Linked DNA regions of Homo sapiens: all the other regions are linked to region 1. The links are chromatin loops, found by intact Hi-C in ENCODE. Cell type or tissue: PC-9. All regions are shown on one strand.

What was found. A loop is a pair of places that touch in the nucleus more often than their neighbours do. Peaks named below come from ENCODE experiments on the same cell type or tissue, not always from the same donor. Only the 100,000 strongest peaks of a DNase experiment are listed, where the experiment ranks them.
Region 2: it touches region 1 in a loop (4-fold over the local background); 2 of 110 quality-filtered maps call a loop at or near these places.
Region 3: it touches region 1 in a loop (6-fold over the local background); 2 of 110 quality-filtered maps call a loop at or near these places.

The regions. Positions count from the first base shown.
Region 1 is chr14:61,747,785-61,755,784 of GRCh38, reverse strand. It overlaps HIF1A (hypoxia inducible factor 1 subunit alpha), which reads right to left. Exons shown (of 15, transcript NM_001530.4): 15 at 7,527-8,000. It overlaps HIF1A-AS3 (HIF1A antisense RNA 3), which reads left to right and starts at 4,688. Exons shown (of 3, transcript NR_144368.1): 1 at 4,688-4,900. It overlaps HIF1A-AS2 (HIF1A antisense RNA 2), which reads left to right and starts at 6,696. Exons shown (of 1, transcript NR_045406.1): 1 at 6,696-8,000. RefSeq lists enhancers at 1-404, 1-800, 405-906 and a silencer at 4,357-4,666. In PC-9, no CTCF peak of the experiment used is centred here; DNase peaks (open chromatin) are centred at 544, 2,974, 4,714, 5,714 and 2 weaker places; H3K4me3 peaks cover 5,001 bases; H3K27ac peaks cover 7,720 bases.
Region 2 is chr14:61,922,768-61,930,767 of GRCh38, reverse strand. The region is part of intron 1 of SYT16 (synaptotagmin 16); the gene reads right to left. Among named protein-coding and RNA genes, the nearest start is that of SYT16, 110 kb to the right of the region's middle. RefSeq lists an enhancer at 1-556. In PC-9, no CTCF peak of the experiment used is centred here; DNase peaks (open chromatin) are centred at 3,037 and 3,547; H3K4me3 peaks cover 3,143 bases; H3K27ac peaks cover 4,053 bases.
Region 3 is chr14:61,522,881-61,530,880 of GRCh38, reverse strand. It overlaps PRKCH (protein kinase C eta), which reads right to left. Exons shown (of 14, transcript NM_006255.5): 11 at 1,668-1,806; 12 at 286-474. Among named protein-coding and RNA genes, the nearest start is that of PRKCH-AS2, 19 kb to the left of the region's middle. RefSeq lists an enhancer at 5,364-5,513. In PC-9, a CTCF peak has its summit at 4,652; DNase peaks (open chromatin) are centred at 3,840, 4,290, 5,330, 6,230 and 2 weaker places; H3K4me3 peaks cover 3,169 bases; H3K27ac peaks cover 6,214 bases.

The DNA of each region.
Region 1 (8,000 bases):
TTTTGTGGTTCTGAGATTTATTTTCCTTTCATAGAGTAATGAGCACAGGAGTAATGAGCAGAGGCTGGAAGAGTTTGAAGGGCTCAGAAGACAGGAAGATGAGGGAAAGTTTGGAATTTCCTAAAGACTGGTTAAATGGTTGTGACCAAAATGCTCATAGTCCTCTACTGGGATTTGGGAGAAGAAGGAGCCCCATCTTCTTGGCCATACCCACCTGTGTGGAACTTTCCTCAAGGTGGGCAAGGTGGTAGAAGCAGCAAGTCATGTGAGGCATGAGTGGCATGTGAGGCATGAGTGGCATGTGAGGCATGAGTGGCATGTGAGGCATGAGTGGCATGTGAGGCATGAGTGGCATGTGAGGCATGAGTGGCATGTGAGGCATGAGTGGCATGTGAGGCATGAGTGGCATGTGAGGCATGAGTGGCATGTGAGGCATGAGTGGCATGTGAGGAGTGGCATGTGAGGCATGGTACTTGAGAGTACCTCTGACTAACTATTGCTGTTCTTACCAAGATGTAGTAGATTTTCTTGAATAAACAGTTCTTCATTTGCTGTATAACCTTTGGGCAGTTTCAATAAACTTTAAATGGTTGTTTTTAAAGTGCTTCACCAGTTACAGTTGTTTCATGGGGAGTGAGGCCACAGAGCTCTTTAAGCTGCCATTCTGCTAGGTATGCATTTAAAGGCATAACTCCTATCTTCAGGTTGCTCATCATTTAGTACAGAACAATTCACTTCAAGTACATAAGTACAATTTTAGTGTGATTAATACCGTGCAAGAGTTAAACACCACACAAAATGGGAACACTGAGGAGAATCTCCTAATCCAGTCCCTGAGAGGATAGGCTTTCTAAAGTAGAAATGAGTTGTGAAAAATGCAGGAAATTAAGGAGATGAAGATGAAATAAGAAGGGTGTTGCAGACACAGAGAGAAAGCAACTACAAAGGACAAAGAGGTCAGAGAGCGTGTTAGAAGGTTACATCACTGGGACACAGGACGCAAGGGAAAGAAGTTAGCAGAATTTGGACAAATAGGCAAGAGGTCTCAAGGCCTGGAATGCCTTGAGTTGGAAGATTTTTCTCCCTGGATTTCTCAGTGCTCCTGAACCGTTTGAGTAAAGGATAACTAGATATCAATCTTAAAGAAGAAAATTCGGAAGAGATCTAGAGACTTCTCTCACTTGGAACCATTTATTTACATTCCAAGGTGGTAAAGGAAAATTAAAGACCTGCCCTTTCTCTCTCACTATGATTATGTTATTTCTATATTTCAAATGTTCTCAATGGGAACAGTATAATGAATGTAAAACAGTAGTTGTCCTTGGAGGTGGAGTGCCAAAGGACTTTACTTCTTACATAATTCATTTCTGTATCTTTATAACATTTTACAAGGAATATGATTACTTTTGTTAACAGGAAAAAAGTAATTTTAAAATTTAGTAGCTATTGGCCGGGCACAGTGGCTCACTCTCGCCTATAATCCCAGCACTTTGGGAGGCCAAGGCAGGTGGCTCAGCAGAGGTCAGGAGTTTGAGACCAGCCTGGCCAACATAGTGAAACCCCATCTCTACTAAAAATACAAAAATTTGAGGCAGGAGAATCGCTTGAACACAGGAGACAGAGGGTGCAGTGAGCCGAGATCGTGCCACAGTACTCCATCCTGGGCGACACAGTGAGACTCAATTTCAAAAAAACCCACAAAAACCCAAAAACCAAAATAATGGGTACACTTGTGTGTGTGTGCGTGTATGTAGAGGTACAGCTGAAAAAAAGATCATCCATGAGTTGACCCCTGTTAAAGCTTGCACTGTGGGTGATATTGTGATGACACACAGATGTCTCAGGAATGAACCACTTACTCTCCAAGCTGCTGGAAGTGCAGCAGAAGATGGTCTTCAGCTGTCAGCCCTTTCTGGGGATTGTCTCAGGTGAAGAAACCTGCCTTACTAAAGGTCATGTCTCCTGGGGGCAGCCCACATCAAGGGACTGATCAGTGTAGGGGTGTAAAGGCCTCCATACTCCCTGTAACTTGGGACAAGTCTCAAGGGCTATTGCAGTTCCAGAGCTCCCCATGTGGCTGCTAAAGGCTTTGTTGGGACTGCTCCTCAGCTGTTTCTCCCTCTGCCTACTTCTGTTCTTTCTCTTCCACATGTGTTGAAAAGCACTCCCCAATAAATCACCTGAAATCTCCATCTCAGAGTCTACTTCCCAGAGAACACAAATTGCAAAGACACTTTGGCATCATTATAGTCTCTTTACTTTTGTACATGTTCAAGTTTCCATAATTATAATTTAAGAAAAGCAAAGGACTGTGTCAGACTATATATGGTAGATAAGGGAGTAGTGACAAGTGACCTCTAGGGTTCTGGTTTCAGACTGAATGGTGCCATTCCTTGAGCAGGAGATGCAAGAGGAGAAGCCATTTGGAAGACAAATAAGGAGTTAATTTTTGACATGCCAAATTTGGGGCGCCTGCGGGGAGCACCCTGGGCTGGAGACGGTGATTATCAAGCTGGAGACAGTCCATGAAAAGGAAAGGTAACGGTGGCTTGGAACATCTCAAAGGGCCAATAAAAACTCTATTTAGATTTCAACTGTGTTTGCACAAGTACAGTTGAATTTGTGAATACCTCACAGAATGGGAATTAACTGCACCCTTGATAGCAGGCACCATATTCTAGAATATTTATATCACCTAGAGGTCTTAGAATAATATCTTGTACTCACTCAACACTACTCATTGATTGAATGGATCTCCCTGGAAGAGCTAGAAAATGGTTCTGTTCCCCACTTTGTTCCTCTGATCATAATTCTTCTCTAGTCTCTGACACACCTGAAATCCTCTCCACCTTGGATCATGTGTGAGTTGTTTTTGCGCATGCAGAGTGGAAGGCTTTAGGACGGATCAAAGATGAGTCAGATGGGAACCATGCTCTGAAGAAACTAAGAGTTTAGTACGAGGGATAAGACATGCAAAAATTATAAGGTTAAAAAAAGAGAAGTGAGAAAGCTAAAGAGGAAGTGATAAGGAAATTCACAGGAATGATAAATATTTGCAGTTGGGAAAACTCTAAGTAAGAGGCAAAGGCTGATGCAAAGTACCTCCCAGGCTGTATTGGCTCCTTTCTAATTTTCCGTATTTGTAGCTCACTTTCTTTAGGTTTTTGCTTTAATATTCTACCAGCAGATTAGGGAGTCAGGCAACAGTTTATGACTTCTGTCCAGCTTGTTTCTGTACGCCTATGAAAGATTTTGTCATAGCAGTTGTATGTAGAACCGTTTTTAAAAATCCATTTCAGAGGAAATAATATTATCCAGTCATATTTGGAAAGGATCTCTACATAAAACAGGGTTTTTAATGTTAATATTTCAAAGATCTTTAAAATTAGATTTTACTTCACAGAATCCTAATCTACTTGTCTGACTTTACACAGTGTTTCTCTACTTTGTAAAAAGCATGACCCTTTGTGATAAATATTACAGCCCCACCAGCCTGCTCTCTTCTATGGAAAATTGTCCATCTATAATGATTATGCATCCGTAGGACCAAAAGAATTATGGCACTCTCATTAAAGGGCACCTCCCTGATTAGACACGAACACACACACATATGATAAGTGAGGCTACAGATCAGTTTTTATTAGTAAAAAAGTATCTAAAACACCTCAACTACTTTTGAAAAGTGTACCTTTGCTTTCTATAAAATGCTATTTGAGGAAACCACAAACAATGAATTTTCCTGAAGGAAACAAATGAAAATAAAATGTAAAATGTAGTGAGCTGTGGATATGCAGAGGCGAAGTTATTTATTCTAAATACCTGGCTTTGTACTTTATAATACATTGTGCAATCTGAACATACCAATTATTACAGAGATTAAGGCTCCAAGCTTTTTCCGTACTCTATACACTCATCTCCCTTCTGTCCAACAAGATTATCTTCTCCCAAAGGATTCTCAATAGCTGGCATACAATAAAATCAAAACAGTAAAAAGCCCAAAAAACCACCCCCCACAAAACCACCAAAATAAAAACGGCACCAAGTGGGATAAAGTTTCGAGATCCTTAACTAGGCATATCTCAACGTGCTTTATTTAAAATAAACGAACTCTTTGAGTGCCTTAAGAGGAATATATTTAAATAAACATAGAACTCCTCTATTTTTGATTAGATGTCTAATTTTTTTTAAAAAAGTATTATATAACTAACCACTATCCAATCTGTTAGAACTCAACTTTTTCTATTCTACAAAGAAAAAGCTTCATACCCCAAAGCATTTGCTTGGGAATTTCGGGAGGCAGCTCTTCCGCAATACATCAAGTCCCATTCGCCCACGCCCCCCCCATCTAAAAAACAAAGTTTGGGGAAGCACTAGGCTTCCGACTTTGACAAGTCCCAGAAGACAAAGCCCAGGGCTGACCCCCCACGCCTGGCGCCGCCCGTTCGCAGGCCAGGAGCGGCCAGGGCCTCCCGCATGCGCTCCCACACGTACGCGCAGCGGGCAGCAGCCACCCCACAGCGTACACGAAAGTCGCCTTGCGCGGCTGGAGCCCTGGAGCCCACGGCCGGGGCCGCGGGCGGGGCCCGGGACTGCGGTGCTGCGCCCGAGCACGTACTGAGGCGTGGCCTGCCGCGCGCCGGGCGGGGCTCGGGAAGTTTCTCGGGTTGGCTTGGGTTTCGCATCCTCATCATGTAGCGCCAGCCACACCAGGAACAGAAGGGTGCCGGGTACCTTCCGCATGCTTGGTATTCTCCCCGCGGGGCTCTGACCGCTGCCGCTCTCAGGCACCTGTCTTTCCTCTCCGTCCCAGAATGGAGCCAAGACAAGGGAATAAACGAAATTCAATAGTACACGGAGATCGGGTGTCTGGGCAGCGTCTTGGAAAAACTATCCACTACAGGTAAGAATAAAAATTATGTCCAAACCTCTGAAAGGTGTGAACACATCAAAGCTCCAGAAGGCGTTCATAGGAAGGTTTATGGTAAAGTATAACTTTTATCCTACAGGGAGACTATTTTTGTATCGAATTCCACTAATTTCACTATTTCTCTGTAAAATAATCTGGGACGACAGGTTCATCTCTATTTAAAGGAACGAAATGTGAGCAAAGTGGTTAGTGGAAAACTTAAAAAAAAAAAAGTAAAAGTTTTTTTCTTTACATTTTTGTTGGTTCCAGCTGGCAACACGTTTGCAAAGGTTTTATTTAACCAAATCTTAATGTTGAAAAAAAGAAAAAAAGAGGATTCTTTACTCTGCAACTTGTTTTAGGTATTGCTACTTAAACATTTTGAACTTTTAGATTAAGTTTCTACAAAGCGAGTAATTTTAAGTTCATCTTTTCTGTACAGAGGCTTCTAGGAGGAAAATAAGATTTGGAATGATAATCGTGAGGTTATAAAAACTTAAACATATCTATTATGCCATTAAGTCAAAACAGCTCTGGGAAAAAATACCATACATTGATACAGTCTTTTATAGTTTGTGCTTTCCCATTCACTACCTTGTTAATTTGAGTTAATGTCTCCATAACTGGATATCTCAATCTCTAGTTCAAATTCAGAACCCACTAAATGGCACTTGAAAACACTTTTATTCATTTCTATTTATGCCCTGCCACTCCTCTTAGGACATTCCCTCAATGTTATGTGATCTCATTACTTTCAAGTGACATCGGATCCTCAGTTTTCCACACCTCCATTGCCGCCTTCTGTTTGCTATTTAAACAAACAGTTAACAATGGAGAAAAGGGTATGTTCAACTGGATTGGCTAGCACTGCAGGGTGGTTAGCTCCATGGACTTTGGAGTCACTCATGGCCACCTCAAAAGCTCCGAGCCTTAGATCACTTCTTCAAGACTATATACTGTATAGATATACTCCTCCCTTATCTGGTACTGCTATGAATGAACTATATATAGCATTTAGATCTCAAATGAAGATTTACCCAAGCTCTAAAAGTAATAGATGGCAGACCAGAAATGTAAGCTTAAGTCTCCTGACTCTAAAGTCAAACTTAGAACAAACTTGGTTTGTTTTTTAATGATACTGCATTAAAAAAATTAAAATAGCTTTATTCTTTTTCTCCTGTATTTTTATGGAATAGCTACATTTCTTTTATACTCAGAACATACATTCTCATTTTTCTGGGTTATGAGTATAAAAGAAATACAGCTGTTTCATAAAGTAAGGATTATAGTTGCCAGGGTTGGGTTATAAGCCTTGGACAAAACCATTATGAAGAAATTTGTGACGGTGCATAAAATTGGGAAGGGCCAGTTCTGCTATTCCGTAGCTTAAAGCACTCCAAGGAGCTTGTTGTCTTAGTGACTGAGCAGTGGGTAAGTACTTGCTTCCTTCCAGCTGTACTGTCCTTTAACGTGGCTTTCCCTTCTCAATGCTTTCAGAAGTCATTTTCCTGAACTCCTGGTCATTACATAATCTGCTTTTACAAATAGTTTTCAACTGAAGCTAATTTGCTATACAAGAATAATTTTTTGTTTTGTGACCTGTGAATACTAAGCAACCACTTTATTCTAAAATACCACTTCTAGTATACTACTATCTGTAACTAAATGTTGAAGCACTTTGGGTCACAGTGTTTGTGCTTAAGTATACCTGTGCCCCCCCCCCCCCCAAATTTTGCACTGAATCTTAGTATTAACTTTTGTTCCAAAATTTTCATATAATTGTAATCACTGTCCTCCATTGTAAGATAAAAAGAGCTACCTAAGAGATCTGTGGCTCAGTTCCTTTTGTTCAGTATATATACCTCAGGGTAAAGGACCTAAGGCTCTGGCACTTCCTACATAATTTGTTCATAAAAATAATTTTCTGTACCTGTAGGTGCAGGGATTCATAGTGATTTTTCTGTTTTAAAAAATATCTTTCTACACTGTCTGATTTTTAAAAATGAGATTATCAGTATAAAAGAAATACAGCTATTTTGTAAAAGAAAAATACAGGAGAAAAAGGATAAAGCTACTTTGTTTTAAAACGCAGTATCATTAAAACAAAAACAAACCAAATTTGTTCTAAGTTTGACTTTAGAGTCAGGAAACTTAAGCTTACATTTTTGGTCTGCCATCTATTACTTTTAAAGCTTGGGCAAATTATTCATTTGAAGTCTAAATTTATTAATCTGTTAATGGGAACAGATTAGAAATCTTCAGAGAAGCTCTAGCCTTTGTAACATTGTGACTATAATGCTGAGAACTGCTTCACTCATCCCATTCATATTTTAAAAATACTAATATTTTGTGTTTGAGCATTTTAATAGGCTCAGAAACTTAAAAATGATGTTTCTTTTCTAACAACATACTCTTTTCAATGGGATATTATGGTTGTTATTATTTAACATGACATTTAGGGACTCAACATACATTAAGGTGATGGCACTAAGATAAATGTAGAAATAACCAGTACCATGTAATTTTCATAAGTGCTTAAATTGTTGGTAAACAATTTTATGAGTTGGAGGTGTTGAAGCAAATATTATTAATATTTGAACATAAAAGCTGATCAAAGGGGCCTGGTCCACAGAAGATGTTTATTTGATGTAACAAAACAATACAGTTAGTGTTAGATCCAACCACAAAGAGCAAAAGGAATGAAAAATTTGTACAATGTACATAGAAAAAACAAGATATTTACTGTGACAACTATATATTCCTAAAATAATGCTTCTAAAATTACTCAATTATTGAAATCTACATGAAAAAAAGGATGTTAATAGCGACAAAGTGCATAAAATCAAACATTGTATTTTGAGCAAATTAACATACTAGGCAATTTTGCTAAGAATGCATGATTTTTTTTTTCTTGTTTACAGTCTGCTCAAAATATCTTTATACCAACAGGGTAGGCAGAACATTTAGGTTTAATATCAGTTACACAATATTAGCATAAACTTCCACAACTACATAGGGTATTGTTTTCTTTTGAGCTGGCAAAGTGACTATAGAAACATCAGATGATTTCTCTGAATTGAGAATTTTATCCAAA
Region 2 (8,000 bases), 170 kb before region 1:
CGTCTGCTTCCCTCTTCCACTTGCATAGACTCGTAATTATATTGGTCCCACCTGGACAACCCAGCATGCTTTCCCTATTTAAAGGCCAGTTGATTAGCAAGTTTAATTACCCATTGTCATGTAACCTAACATATTCATGGGTCCTGGGGATTAGGATGTGAACATCTTGAGGGGATGTGGGGCACTATTCGGCCTACTAGAACCATTTAAAAATTATTACAGTGATCCAGATGAGAGCCAGAAGGATGGCAATGGCCAAAGGGAAGGGGTGGAGAAGGCAGTTCCAACAGATGTTAAGGTTGAAACTTCTAGGATTTGGTGGTGGTCAGATATGGAAAGTGACTTGCAGCCTAGCTGCCAGGTGACAGCTGTGACCCCTCACAGAGACCGGGAACACATGCAAAGGACCAGGTGAGAGAGGGAGATAATGTGATACACATGCAGAACCAGAGGTGCTCATGGGATGTCTGGGTACACACGGCTCTGTGAACAGGTGGTCTGGAGGGAGGACTGGCTGGAGAAAAAGAAATAGGAGACAGCGGCATAAAACTCATGGATGAAGTGAGAGATAGGAGCAGATCAAGCCATCTGCTCTAGTATGAATCACATGGAAAGAACAGAAAAGCCTGCCTTTATGAATATAAGCATCTTGTACTCAGCATCCACAGGTTTAGAAGCCCTAGATAAGATGTGAGCACCACATGGGTCAGGAAGGATTATTCTCAAGGTGGATTAAGCAAGCTGGCCCCTTCCTTGCTCAATTAAAGCCATAGGGAAAAGTGCCTTATGTTTCCATAGTTTTAAAGTACTTCTGTGACCTAAGCACACCATGTAACTGCCTTATATACAAATTGACCTAGTGAACTATGTGATTATGCAAAGGCTACACTCTATTTCAGCGGTCTTGCCCACTCTTTCAGTTTTAAAAAAAGGCAATTGAGCAACATTTAAAACCATATTTAAGCCATCAAAAGTTTTCAATCACCCTGATAACAAATTTTGAAACTCCTTTGCTATGATATTACCCTTTTAGAAACATGCGTAGAGAAAAATAAGAAAACCAATTTGATTACCCAAACTCAGCTTCCCACAACACATTCTCCAGAGACATCAATGCTCCAGCAATGCAGTAGAAACAAACATCTAAGATATTTCAGACATGCCTTCACTGTAAATTCACGGATCAAAGGCAAAAGAAAAAAGTTTTATCAATTTTGGTTTTGCCCAACTACTGCTTAAACAAGTATTCTTCCCTGAAACATTTAAAATCCAGAAAGAGGCAGCGGGGTGTTGCTAGGCACGACCGCCAGGTTAATATCCCTTGCACATCTTTTTGTGAATCTCTCCTCTTCACCTGACTTGTACGCATCCTCCCCTACAAACAACATAAACACTTTTCTCTGTTCCTGTCCATCTCTCTGTGTGAAACTTTATAAACACCTAGAATTGTATTTCATAAAATTTAAACAACTCAAACCTCCAGCGACTCCAACAGGGTTTTTCTAGTCGGCCAAACCTGAGGGGTTAGTGAGCAGCCTTGACCAACAAATTTCACAGAAGCTGCTCCACCAGCTGTTACAGAGATGCACTGAGCATAGCTAGATGAACTGACTACATCAAAACAGCCTGAACTGTCTTTACTAGTAATCCCCGGATCACTCTTCCTTTGGGCCTCAAAATGGAGAGAAAAACTGAACTAAGCCAGTGCTGAAGAGGTGAACCACCAGAAATGTGTTTAGCATGAGGATTTTTCATAGATATTTAGCAATGTTCTTGCTCCATGGTACAAAGTGAATTTTCCCCTGCACACAGGTTGTCACTAATGACTATGCACACAAGAAGTGTCAGGCTTGTGCCTACTAAATCACCTTTCTTCCTGCAGGAGATGGTGCTTTGGGACGTGCTTTTATCCATATTTATGTACTTATCCTCATTATCGTGTTCCTGAGAACAAGCTGTGTGTTATGCCCTAGCCTCAAAAGGAAGTAATGCTCAGTTCTTAACCCAGGTTATTTAAAAAATAACCAGACACCTCCGGTGTGCTTATGAACAGAAGAGTAGCCGATATCTACAGACTTAAGCCCCTCTAATAGCAAAGAAGCAAGCTCTGTAAATGAGAACAAAATGTAATTGCCACTGTCTGTTTCTGCCAATCCCAGAAGACTGGGCTTCTCACCTAGGTATAAAATTATCAGGTAAATGCCTGATCATGTTGCCATGGGATTTCTGATGACTAGAGATCACTAATCCTTCTACACACCCTCTCTGGACTAGGTATTCAGACACACAAAAAGGAAGCTTTACATAAGCTCACTTAGCTCAAAGACATATATGCCAAGGTCAAGACTATGTTAAAAGCTGAAAACAAGAACAAGAGAGCAAAATTTCAGTTATGTCCTTTTTTCCTGCCAATTGTTCCTCAGCAAACAGATTTCTAGCACCTACTTTCTTTAAGTAAGTGCCCCTGATGTCCATTCCTATCTCTTAGGAGGACAAAGCAAATCAATTCCACTGCAGCTCCAGTCAACATCCCTTCCCCACCTTCCCACCTCTAGCCTCTGTCTAGCTCCGCCTTTCAACCCCTCCATTTTCTATAACACTCAGGTGAACTCGTATGATACAGATCCATAAGGGGTTTGAACATGCAACAACAGAAGTCTCAATTTAAGAGAAAACAAATAGGTTAAATATCAAACTTACACCTATTACAGTTCTTGTACTATTTTCAAAGTAAACTAGCCCCTTCCCTCAGAATATCAAAGTTAGCCTGAGGACTGTTCAGAACAACCAACTTACCCAGCTCTCTGGAACTTTCACGACTGCAAAGCAAGTTAAACCAGGCATGATATTTCCTTGAGAAAGTTGATTCAATTGAGGCTACCTAGTACTTCCTGGAAAAGCACCTCCACCTCCCCTTCTGACACTAGGTTATTAACTTTTTTCTAACTCTAAGTCATAATGACTTCTTGCTCTCCTTGGAGTTAATAATACGTACCCCAACTGTGCAAAACTGCAGTTCCCACCTAGCAGGGGTAAAGGAAAGCCAGCTGCTTACTTGAGTGTGAGACTCACCAAAGGAATGTTTGCTAACGAGGAGGTAGAGAAACTGGTCTGACTCACCATGATAGCTATTACAACCTTCTGCCTTAATAATTTAATCATTTTTTAAAAAACACATAACCACCTGTTCAATGGCATTATTAGTTCTGTCTTTATGGAAAAAAAATTATCATCCTGATAAATTTGCTGCAAATTATTATTCATTTGCTGTCAAACTGTAAGTAATTATTCCCTTTAGGGAACAGATGTAATTTGCTGCCCTGACTAAACTCAGACTCTGGCCATAAATATTTTGGTTAATAAAAAAAGTGCTTTCTCTTATTTGTGCCTAAAGCTCCTACAATAAATAGCCAGTGCAGGATCACAGCTGGGATGCTGATGAAGACAAAATGCCTAGTCTCCTGTGAATATCGTAACCTGGAATAAAAATAGATTACTTCCCAAGTATTCATCACTCATTTTTTCACTGAATAGCTTTATAGAGCCTCAGGCTGAGATGAAGTCATGCTTCCTGGAATTTAAAACCAAGAGGGTCACAGAAGCTAAAAATCACTGCTTTTGCATAGGTAAAACTGTGAAGCCAGAGGCAATAGCTGGGCTGTTACTCTGTGAACACTAAAAAAGTGAAGTTATGTGGGATGAAGGACCACTGTTGCTGAGTTGTAACAGATTTTTAATTTTCCTGTTTCATACAGGAGGAGTCCTATAATTACAGCTGAGTCTTTGTTACAGGATTACTAATTAGTCTATTTCACCTAAGTAAAAAAGAAAACTAGTATTTTATTTTTGTACATGTTTTTAAAAAGCATAGAAACTCAGAGTTACAGAAGACCCCACAATAGTAGTTTTTATCTCTGGAGCTAAGGACACCCTCTGAAACTGAAAGCCCTGAACCCTCTACTGGCAGGGTGGGGGGTGAGGGGGAGGGGCCACACAAACGAAATTGTGTAAATATATTCATAGAATGTATTCATGTCCCCTTAAAATTCACCTAAAAAGCCCTTTGAGTTCCTCAAAGTCCAAGTTAAGAATTTCCACTTCAGAGGTAATATCTGGCCACTGCCTCAGTCCAATTCTCCCACGAGACCAATACAGAAAAGCAGTATCTCTTTCACATTATAGCTCTTTAAAGAGTCCAAGGTGCTGTCCTTCCAACTGACCTTAATTAAACATGATTTTTACACTCTTATTCTCCTGGTCATATGAGTTTCTTCCCAAAGCACAGAAGCAGAATGTTCTAGAAAATGAAGGAGCATGCCTTGAAGTGAGTTCCCCCATCACTCATTCCCCATACAGAGACTGAACTCTCACTAGCTAAGGGTGTTGCAGAGAAGATGCAAGAATCCAGACTAAACTATATTCATATGTCTGTCTATGTCCTTCATAGGGGTGGCAATAAAAACTAAACACTGTGTTTCCCATGAGTTTCAACCAGACAGAACACATACTCTTTGACTCTTTGCATTAATTTGGGCTGAGTAAACCTTATTTTTAGCCCTAAGAAAGCAAATTCCTTCTAGCATCTAATGTCTAGATTTTTTTGGAAGTCACAACTTGACTTCTATTGAGTTCTCAGTCTATGAAACCCCGATATCTCCCACACATATGCTGCTAAGTCATAGCACTCACCATTCCTGGTGACCATTTATTCATTTAGACCATATATTGTTATTGACAGCATGTCATGTACCAAGCATAATCCAGACATACAGCCAGGTTTAAGGCAGAAGAAGTCTCTGCCTTCACAGAGTTTACACAGTGGTCTTACACAATCTGAACCATGACCCTGGTCTTAGATTTTCCAAGTTTTCCTTTGGCTTTTACATTCTTGTGAAATCTCCACCTTTTCCTTGAGGGAAAAATACCACCAGTTGTGTGTAGGCCCCACACACAGCTTTCAGATAATTCTTCCAGGAATTCTCTCTCACCTTCAAGGTAAGAGATTCTGATTTATTCAATTTAGGTGAAAAGGGAGAGGAACATAATCATTGCATCATAAGATGTTAGAAGAAAATAAGGCCAAAACGTGAAAGATGGTCAAAATAAAGCCTAACCAGGAAATTTTCATAAGAGAACACATGTTCTCTGTACAAGGAAAACTGTGTATGCATTTCTAAAAATCTTAGAGAAGAAACCCCCTTTTTTGTACATTAATTACAATGAGACTAAGCAATGCTAGTTTCTGAAGTAATCTTGAAAAGTATTTGTTTTCTACATTTTAATGCTAAGAATATAATTAGCTACTTAAAAGCAAATGCTAATACACCATTTTGTGTCCACGTTGGACACTCTTTGCACAACACATGATTTGATACTAATCTATGCCAAGATTTTCCTCTACAGTCACAAATTAACTAAAACTGGCCACAGGAATTCCTTTCTTACTGCCAAAAAGCTCTCTTTTCAGGCTTAACACTTTCCAACCTCAGCATAAAGACCCATCCCAGGTGTAAATAGCTGAAAGGAGGGAAAGAGGGAAGGAAGAGAATTGAAAAAGCAATCGAAGAGCATCTTACCGTCAGAATCTATGCTAGGTTACCGTGCCAGAGACTGCCCCCCAGTGTTTATTCTGTCCTTCTTCCTTAGGAATAGAACAACCAGCATTTAGCTATGCCAATGGCTGTGCCAAATCAAGAGGGCGCTTCCCAGCACCTCTAACAACTGGATGAAACCATATAACTAAGGATTGGCAAATGAGATGCAAGTGTACGTTTTATAGGCAACTTTGAGATGTGTTAAAGATGGTGAAGCAATGAGACAGAAGCAGCCTGGGTCCCTAAGGATCAAGAAGCTAACACAATCACCCAAAACTAAAGTGCCTGTGAACTTTGCTTACATGATAGAGAAATAAACTAATGGTTAAAGGCACCATAATTTGGGGTTGTCTGTCACTTGTGGCTGAATTTAATCCTAACTGATACAGCAAATTTATTTAATCCATACACTATTTGTATTAGGTACTGTTCATCATTGCCATTTTACATAATAAGAAACTGAGGAATATTTCTGCTAGGTCTCTCATAAGCAAGAGGGTTTCATACAGGGAAAGAAAAACATGGTAGTATGAGAAAAAAAGAAGCACAAGTTGGTGCAATATGTAGCCGATAGCACTAACTAGATTGTCATCAAAGGTTTTTATACAGAATTTTGAGGGGTAGGTACTCGAACCAAGATTTCATTCAGGTAATTGATTTAATAATGAAAAGGAAATACACCCTCGTTCTGAATTCATAACACACTAGTTGTTTACATCCTAAATTGCTGCTGCTGCTACAAACACTTCTACTCTCTGGTTAAACTGCAATGAAGTTTCCAAGCCTTGCTTAACAATTTCATCTGAAAGACAACTCTAAACCTTACATATCCTAATGTGCTGACACCCAGGGATTATCTTGGCTCCAAGGTCTCATATACCCTCAAATAATCTCAGAGACCTGCCAACCATTAGGGGCTCTGGGGTGATTTGGTTTAATAATCTCAATAAATAAACTTCACCCAATTTAACCCCACCTTTTGTATCTCTCCATGCCCCCTAGCACAGTGCTGGGAGTAACCAAGTTCATCAAAAACAGTCATTTAAAGGGACTGTCTACTATGCAAGACTCACCACTTCAACTTTAATGTCAAAATAATTTCAGTGTCTCCATATCCCTTTCCTTTCATCCTGATTCAGCATAGATAGTAATCTTTCATGTATAGCACTTTGTATTAACTTCGCCTGAGATTTACCTTTTAAGGGAAACTATTCATTTCTGCAAACAAAAAAGACTGACAGCAGTCACAAAATACATTAATTGTGATCTTAATGAAGAATGTAGTCTTATAATCATTTTTGTCAACATGGTTTTGAAGGGAGGTCAAATTCCTGCTAATAATATGTTGGTTTTGAATCTTTATAAAGACATGACAGCATGATTTTCAAGAACTTTTTTTTAAAAAACCAAATACTAGATAATTAAGTTGTAACAGTCAAACCCCTAAACTCAAAATTCATTTCCATTTGTCTGGCACAGACATTTCACTGTACTACGTCCCAATAACTTCAGTAGGATGTTTAGAGGCTATAAATAAAGTTTCTCTCCAGATATTACTAGGGCGCCTATTTGGAAACAACTGTAAAACAAACAGCTTGAAATGTTTCCGCTCGCTCACTGGCCAAAACACAGGAAGGGATTGTCATCTAGTGGTGAGGTCAGGAAATAAGAGATTTGGGGAAGAGAGGTTTGGGGTTCCTGGAATGGTTGCTTGATTCTGTAATAAACCAAGCAGTAGAAATCAATACAATTTATCACCAAGAACAATGCAAGTCAAGCCACATGGCTGAATTTAGTCCTAACTGATACAGTGAATTTATTTAATCTATACACTATTTATATTAAGTAGTCTTCATCATTGCCATTTTACATAATAAGAAAGTGATGAATAATTCTGCTAAAAAAGGTAGAGAGAGAGAGTTGTTAAGTTGTATTGATCTACTTCTTATGAATGAGTTTGGTGCCATAGTTCCATAATTTGTAGCCCAAATAATTGGAATATTCTTTTGTTGCCCTAATAATTTTCTACATAATATTTATAAGAGCCATTCTCTTCCAGCCTGCCATAATGAGCAGAAAGAATAGTATACAAATAGGTCCACTTCATTTTTTTTTTTTTTTTTTTGAGACAGAGTCTTGCCCTGTTGACCAGGCTGGAGTGCAATGGCGTGATCTCGTCTCACTGCAACCTCTGCCTCCCGGGTTCAAGCGATTGTCCTGCCTCAGCCTCCTGAGCAGCTGGGATTACAGGCACCTGCCACTACACCCAGATAATTTTTTGTATTTGTAGTGGAGACAGGGTTTCACCATGTTGGCCAGGCTTGTCTCGAACTCCTGACCTTGTGATCGGCCTGCCTTGGCCTCCCAAAGTGGTGGGATTACAGGCGTGAGCTACCACGCCTGGCC
Region 3 (8,000 bases), 220 kb after region 1:
AACTAAAGTTACGAAGTGCTAGAAATACTTGCTATTTGGCAAACAAAGTTATCAAGGGCTATTGAAATTGACCCCAAAATAACTACTGCATAAGAGAGGGTCTATTGCATAAGAGAGGGTAACAGCCTGACAGAACTCTGGTTCTTTGATTCTTTAGATTAGAACAATACAAATTTTAGTTAGAGCTAGTGGTTTACTGGTGGGAAGTACTGAAAAGACTCAAGCAGCACATGAAACAAGCTGGTTTGCAATACATCAGAAGCTAGCTGGGTAAGCCAAACTTACAGATTTTAGGATCCCTGTGGCATCTTCATGGAGCCAGGTAGGGTAGACCACCTCATCATTCAGTATGGCCTCAAAGAGGTCATCTTCGTTCTCTGCCTCAAAAGGCGCGTGACCACAGAGCATCTCATAGAGCAACACGCCCATTGCCCACCAGTCTACTGCAGGCCCGTACAGCATTTCCTGGAGGATCTGTGCAAAGGGGGCAGCGTGAGAAGGTGGTTCATACATCAGATTAACAAATGTGTTCTTCATAACTAGGGAAATTGATGCATTAGGAAATATCAAAGTTTTTTTAAAAAAGTCTCCTGTGCTAGCAAGCGTATTTCATTCCATTTCTACAGAGTGGTCTGTTTTCCCTGTGGTCAACTCAGAGGTGCCTTCTCATCTAGGTGAGCAAATATTTATGGCCTGATTGGGCCACTGTGATGGGCTCGTGCAGATCCCAAACAGAAAGGGTTCTGGAAATATATCAGTCTGGAAAAAAAAGGGGACTGGGTTCACTCACTCATACGGGAAGGATTCAAGGATTCAAGAGCCTTTCTTTAGTTCTGCTAAATGACGCTGAAATTAAATCACTAAGTAGAGACAAAAAGGAAAATAAATAGCCATGAATGGCGTACACTTTGTCTTCATTTAGGGCTAAAGCCCAAAGCAACTGCAAAGTTTACATATATATATATATTTTTTTTTATTATACTTTAAGTTTTAGGGTACATGCGCACATTGTGCAGGTTAGTTACATATGTATACATGTGCCATGCTGGTGCGCTGCACCCACTAACTCGTCATCTAGCATTAGGTATATCTCCCAATGCTATCCCTCCCCCCTCCCCCCACCCCACCACAGTCCCCAGAGTGTGATATTCCCCTTCCTGTGTCCATGTGATCTCATCGTTCAATTCCCACCTATGAGTGAGAATATGCGGTGTTTGGTTTTTTGTTCTTGCGATAGTTTACTGAGAATGATGATTTCCAATTTCATCCATGTCCCTACAAAGGACATGAACTCACCATTTTTCATGGCTGCATAGTATTCCATGGTGTATATGTGCCACATTTTCTTAATCCAGTCTATCATTGTTGGACATTTGGGTTGGTTCCAAGTCTTTGCTATTGTGAATAATGCCGCAATAAACATACGTGTGCATGTGTCTTTATAGCAGCATGATTTTCTTTTTTAACTCAAATTCTTATTAGAGGGACTTAGGCCATTTTCAGCCATCATTCACCCAATGAGCCATAAATGAGTCTAGAGGTGTCGGCTCTAGACACCTTTCAATGCTGCCTCCAAAGCTGCAGTGCATAAAAGCAGCCAGTGGCATTTCTGGTCAGAGTTACTGGAGAGCTCAGATTTCAGAGCTGCATCAAGCAGCTGCACTCACCTCTGGAGCGATATAGTCTGGCGTGCCACAGAATGTGGCCGTGGTGACACCATTGCAAATCCCCTCCTTGCACATTCCGAAGTCTGCCAGTTTACAGTGACCCTCGTGGTCCAACAGGACATTGTCCAGTTTCAGATCTCTGAAAGATACAAAGAGCAGCACGAGATAGGGCAGCCAGACCCCAAACCATCCACCTCTCAGAATGGGCACACACACACACACACACACACACACACACACGTGCGGCCACATGCGGCCGCATGAGCTTCCTGTACACACGTCAAAAGGAACAAACTTCTCTGTGCTATCTGGATGACACATTTAGATCAAGTCTCAGAACTTGCCTCATGGCTCCAAGATGATGCGCCCATTAAGAATGGGCTGACCACAGGAAAATGTAGGCTGTCCTGTAAAAACGGAGGGCAGAATGTGGCTTTTCTAGGCTTTCCACTTACCTCATACTCAGCCTATACCCCATCCTCCACTCTAGCACCCATCTCTACCCATCGGAGTCAGAATGAACACCCATAGGGGAGGTGGCCACTGTGTGCCCGGGGTGGTGACAGGCACTAGGAGTACAGCTGATCTTCATCTGCAAGGAACTCACAGTGTAATGGGAGACAAATATTTGCTAGGCTAGAAGCTCCATGACGGCGGGGATTGTGTTTATGCGGTTCACCATTATGCCTGGCGCCATTATGCCTGGCATAATGTACTTAAGAAATACTTGTCGGCTGGGTGCCTGTAATCCCAACACTTTGGGAGGCTGAGGCAGGCAGATTGCTTGAGTTCAGGAGTTTGAAACTAGCCTGGACAACATGGGCAACATCCCAACCTACGAAAAATACAAAAATTAGTTGGGCATGGTGGCATGCACCTGTAGTCCCACATACTTGGGAGGCTGAGGTGGGAGGATTACTTGAGCCCAGGAGGTTGAGGCTGCAGTGAGCTGAGAGTGCATCACTGAACTCCAGCCTGGGCGACAGGGTGAGACCCTGTCTCTAAAATGAAAAGAGAAGAAAGAAATACTTTGTGTGTGTGTGTGTGTGTGTGTGTGTGTGTAAAACAAATAGATATATATTTCATATACAGACAGACACACACACACACATGGACAGGATAGACCAGGAGGGGTGGGGAGGGGGAACACACCAATTGCTGTATCATCCTAGTGGCACGATGAAGGTATGAACCAAGTGCTACGAGAGAAACATAAGAGAGAACAATTCCTTCTAGTGGGAGGAGAGAGAGACAGCCTCACAGCAGAAGCAGAAATTGAGCTGGGTCTGATAGCATGAGTCAGAGTCTCCCAGGCAGAGAAGGGGAGTGAGAAGGCCGCCATGGACAGGCGGATGGGGCAGGGACACGGCAGCAAGCCCAGCAGTATGGCTGTGCAGGTGGACTCAGAGAACCCTGGGTATGGTGGAGGAGGCTGAGGGGCGGGCAGCACAGGACAGAGGAGTGCTGGGGCCATGAAAAATCTCAGGGCTACAGAGGAAAGTTAAGTCCTTCAAACCATGAAGGGTCCTGAATGTCACACGAAGGAATTTTGATTTTTACATATTAGGCAAAAGGAACTCATTGATGCTCCCTCATTAAGGGAGTAACAGATTCCTGGCTGGACAAGAAAAGATCAGTTGGGGGAGGCTGAAACCGTCCAGGGAAGAGATGTTAAGACCTGAACCAGGACAGTGATGAATGGAATGGAAAATAAGGAGTTAGTCAGGGGAAAGGAAGCAGGGCTTCGGTGAAAGCAAAATCAGTAATAAGGCTTGATAATCACTTAGAGATAGACGGATAGAGAGAAGCAGCAGAAATGATGACTTCTGGGTTTGTCTTAAATCCAGTAGGTTTGTGGGGATGTTAATCAGGAAAAGGAAAACCAGAGTGAGAACAGGGTTTGTTTGTGGGTACCCCAGGTGCACAAGAAGCCTAGATTATGGAGACTGGTTGAAAGCATTTCCACCCCTCCTCCAATCCCTAAGAGCAAATTCATGTGGAAGGAAGTGAATATTCAGCAGCAGGATTGTTTGGTAAAGAGTCCTCAAGGTCGGCAGGAACATGGCCATGTACTGATAAAGCTGTCTGTAAATAAAAGGCAGTGCTCTCTTAAAAAAACCCGCTTCCCAGCACAAGCACCTGGTTGTCCTGTTGCCACCCATACCCCAGGGCACTGTTACAGAGGGAGGGTGGCATTGCTAGCCTCACAGGCACAGTCTAGACTGGACAGAGCAACAGCTTGGCCTTTTGGGTGAGACATTTACACTTTGGTTTTTAAAGGAACAATATGCTCAGAGGCAACCCACATAGGCTGATCAGTGACAAGGAGGCTGCAGGTCACGGGGGGGATGCTAGGTGGCCTGGAGCTTTGTGGTTAACTGCCATTGTGGGAGGCTGCCATGGCCTTGGGCCGCCTGGAGCCCCCCTCGCTGTGGCGTCTCCTCAGTGGCTGCAGCTGACTGCTCTTTCTGGAGTGCCATATTCACTGTGGGTTGTGTCAGGGCACTCGAGGTTCTATTTTCTTGCCTCAGTGTGAGAATCAAGGTCTGTTGGCCTGCATGGCCCAAGGCAAAAGGTTGGTCTCTGTCCAGCCTGGATCACGTTGCTGGCTTGGAGGAGGTAGGTGATGACAGAACTGGCATGACTGGTTTCCACACGCTGTCCTGTGAGTTGATACAGCCTGGCCATACAGGTCTTACAGAAAATGGCCACTAGAAAATGCCCAGGAATGGAAACCAAGTCTGGTATTCCAGGAATCCCCAATAAGTGTGGTTAAAGCAGCAAAGCTTTCATGGCACAGATCAATGGAACATAGAACAGACTTCTCTGCTCTTAGTAGCAGCCTCCCCGGGTGTCAGGGGCATAAGGCAAAGGCATGCTGAGTACCTGTGCACCCACTTCAGCGAAGCAAGCTTTCTGTGTCTCTAACCCAAACCCAGTCCTGGCTCCAAATCAGCCCTTCTCCACGCAGAATCCCATGTCCCATATAAGTGACTGTTTTCAGTGGGCTGATTTGTGGAAGCTGCTTCCTCCCCTGGCCCCACCACATAAATACAATATGAGCACAGCCAGTTTAACCTACAAAAGGTTGCAATCGTAGCAGCGCAGGACGGGAGCAGGGGTGAGGATGATCGTGGTCCTGCCCAGTGAAGGAGGCCACCACTCTCAGTTCTTCCACAAGTGTTTTCTGACTTGGGAGGCACTATAAGGCCTGGGTGCCTGGCTCCTCTGGGACTGCGGGCACACAGTAGAGAGGCGCCTGGCTGAGGTTAGACACACTAGTCTGCAGCCCCAGGAGAGAGCACGGCCGGGGGGACAAAGCCCATGAGCCCAGCTTTATCGACACTGTGTCCTAGCCTGACAAGCCAGGCCTGTGTGGACCTGAGCCCAGAACACTATCACTCACATTTCCAAACAAGGTCACTGAGTTTCTGAATTTTCCCGAAGCCAGTATGCCTGCTGAAGTCTTGGAAAGGATCTTCTTGGGCAACAGAAACAAGTGCTAACAGAAATCCAAAACGGTCTCAAGCGTTGACCCGCAGTTGCTTAAGAGCTTGTGACTAATGTCCCAGGTAAGAGGTCTGACTGCTTATTACTCAGCTGCTGTCATGGGCAGCAGGAATCGCGCAGGGAGAGAAAGTGCTGGGCCATCAGTTTTGTCAGTCAACTATTACAATCAGCTCTGCATGGGGAAGTCTTGGGACGCAGCTCTCAGAAGACGCAAGTGGGCAAGACAGGGATGTGACTCATCCTGGTCACAGGATGCCCGAGGCCACAAAGGCAGGTTAGACACCTTAATCCTGATTTCAATCTAATTTTAGGCATTCTCAGAACTGTATGAGCTGTAAAGGAAACGCCATGGCTGTTCTCATACCAAGTGCTATTTAATAAGACAGATCGCTCAAACTGGGATCCCAAGAGGGTTCAATTAAGAGCATAATGTAATTCCAGGCTACCAGTGCTGCCCTCAGCCCAAGTATCTCATACCTGCTCTATGAAGTCTGTCCTGATGTCCCCAGACAGTCATAGCAATATCAACTCTGCTCCTAGGGTGCCCAGTTTATACTTCTATGATAGCATACCCCGCACTGTATTCCAGAAGGCTCTGTCTGTGCACCTGTCTTCCTTCTTAGCAGCTCCAGCATGGTCCTGGCAGGAGGTGCTGACCAAAGGGATAAACAGAAGCATTTCAGATGGACCCCAATGGGACTGCCCTGGCCAACTCAGAGCCTATCTTATTTTTAGGGGATGGAAGGACACTCCATAAACTTTGCTCCAAAGTACTTAAACTTATAAAAAGCCACATGTTTTACCCCTTAAAGATAGACTCAAGAGGGAAAAGAAGAAACCTGAAATCAAAATTTAAATTCTTCTCTTTGATGAAGCTGGAGAAAGAAAGTGGTTTTGAAGGGTCAATTATTAAACAACGAGGACCAAGCAGAACACTTATCCTCATGTTGGCTTGCATCCAAACGGAAGAGCAGAACATGGAGAGGGTGACTCAAACAAAGCCAAAGATTATAGAGCCATTTACAGTCATGGTCAGCTTCCACTCTAAAGGGAAATCATGCCTTTATTTTTTTTAAAGCAAAAGAAGTCACCCTAAGCCTCCTGACTTTAGTTTGAAATATGCAGAGGTCAGTTTTTGGCTTAGGAGTACCTCAGCTTCCTATGCCAACATGTAACTCAGCAGCTGAACTTAACAAGGCTACACAATGAAGATTACAAGTTCATACAGGGCAGAGGCTCAAATACTAAAATGCCAAAACCACAGTTACCGGCTTGCCATTCATTAGCTCATTGAGCACCGGTATTTAATAGCTACAGCTTTTGTCATGCAAGCATAGAAGGGTAGAAAGAGTTATTCTATCCTCTGTGCTTGTCTGAAAGCTACATTGTTCTTGCTGGGTAATCAGGGTTACTTAAAATGCCCACAGTAGTTTCAGAGAGAATTCCCAAGTGATTGAAGACAAAGGAGATTCAGAAATTGGATTTATTTTGTTTCCACCATAAGCTATCCTGAGAGTAATAAAACAGATTGACATGAGTCTTACTGCTTAGATCACTAGAGTCAGTTACTCTTCCAAAAGAAATAAAGGAAAGCGAGTTGAGAGCTGGCTCCTTGAACAAGAATGAATCTAGGAGGCTATTTATATGAACTATTTTTAACATATTTTTCAACTTTTATTATGGGAAATTTCAAAACAGACAAAAGTAGGGAGAATGACACAACTCCCATACTGATCACACAGCCTCGGCACCTGCCAATGCACGTCCAAACATGCTCCCTCGCTACATCGACTCCCTCCCTCCCTGATCCATCTTTTATCAGATTATTTTGAAACAAATCCAGGATATGAGCTATTTCATCTATACACATTTTAATATCTGAATCTCAAAGATAATAATTCTTTAATAGAGTACAACTTTGATACCCATTATCATAAAATACACAGTCAATTTATGATTGTCAGCATACTGCCATTTGTCTGTTGCTCATTTGGGGGTGGTGAGTCTGTGGGTCTGTCTAGAAAACCTGGAAAAAAGCTTTTGTGAATAACAAGAATAACAGTGTCTTCAGTGGTTAACATATACTGAATGTTCATCAAATGCTAAGTGCTTTATCTATATTCTTATTTTATCCTCAAAATAACTCTATGAAGTAGGCTCTACCCCAAGATTATATAGCTAGACAGGGGTAAAATCAGGATTCAGATTTACTTCTGCTCACCTCCAAGGCCTGGGCTTGTGACTTACTACACCAGGCCCAATCCCTTCTATGTAGCAGTGTCACCGGCCAATCCCCCGGATAGATTGTTTCCCAAAAGGACTTTAATTGAAACAAGAACCACCTGAGGGAATCAATAAATATTCTAAGATGGCACTATGATAGAGGGATGTTTTATGCATATTACTATGAAATGCATAATCGAAATACTGCAAAGCAAGGTTTTTTTCTTAGCTTGTGCATAGAGTTCAATGGATTTTACAGAGTCCTTGAGGATACAGGCATAGGGGAGTGCACAGCAAATCTCTCAAGTGGTCAAATGTGCAGATCATTTGCTGCCTTCCACTGAGGAGGAGGAACTAGCATGTAGGTAAGTGTGAAAAGGGGGCATCTGCCAAGTGAGTGAATGTGGGTTATGGTCTTAATTTTAGAATAAAACTACTTAGGACTGGCTTGTGTTTTGAGTGCCTGGGTTTATACTTAAAGTTTTTTCAAAGCAAGATGGATTGTATTAAATGGGCAAAAGACTTTTGAAAAGTCACTGAATTAGCAAAAGCATAACATTTGGTTTCATCGTGAGTTAGACAGTAGTGCCATTCATGCAT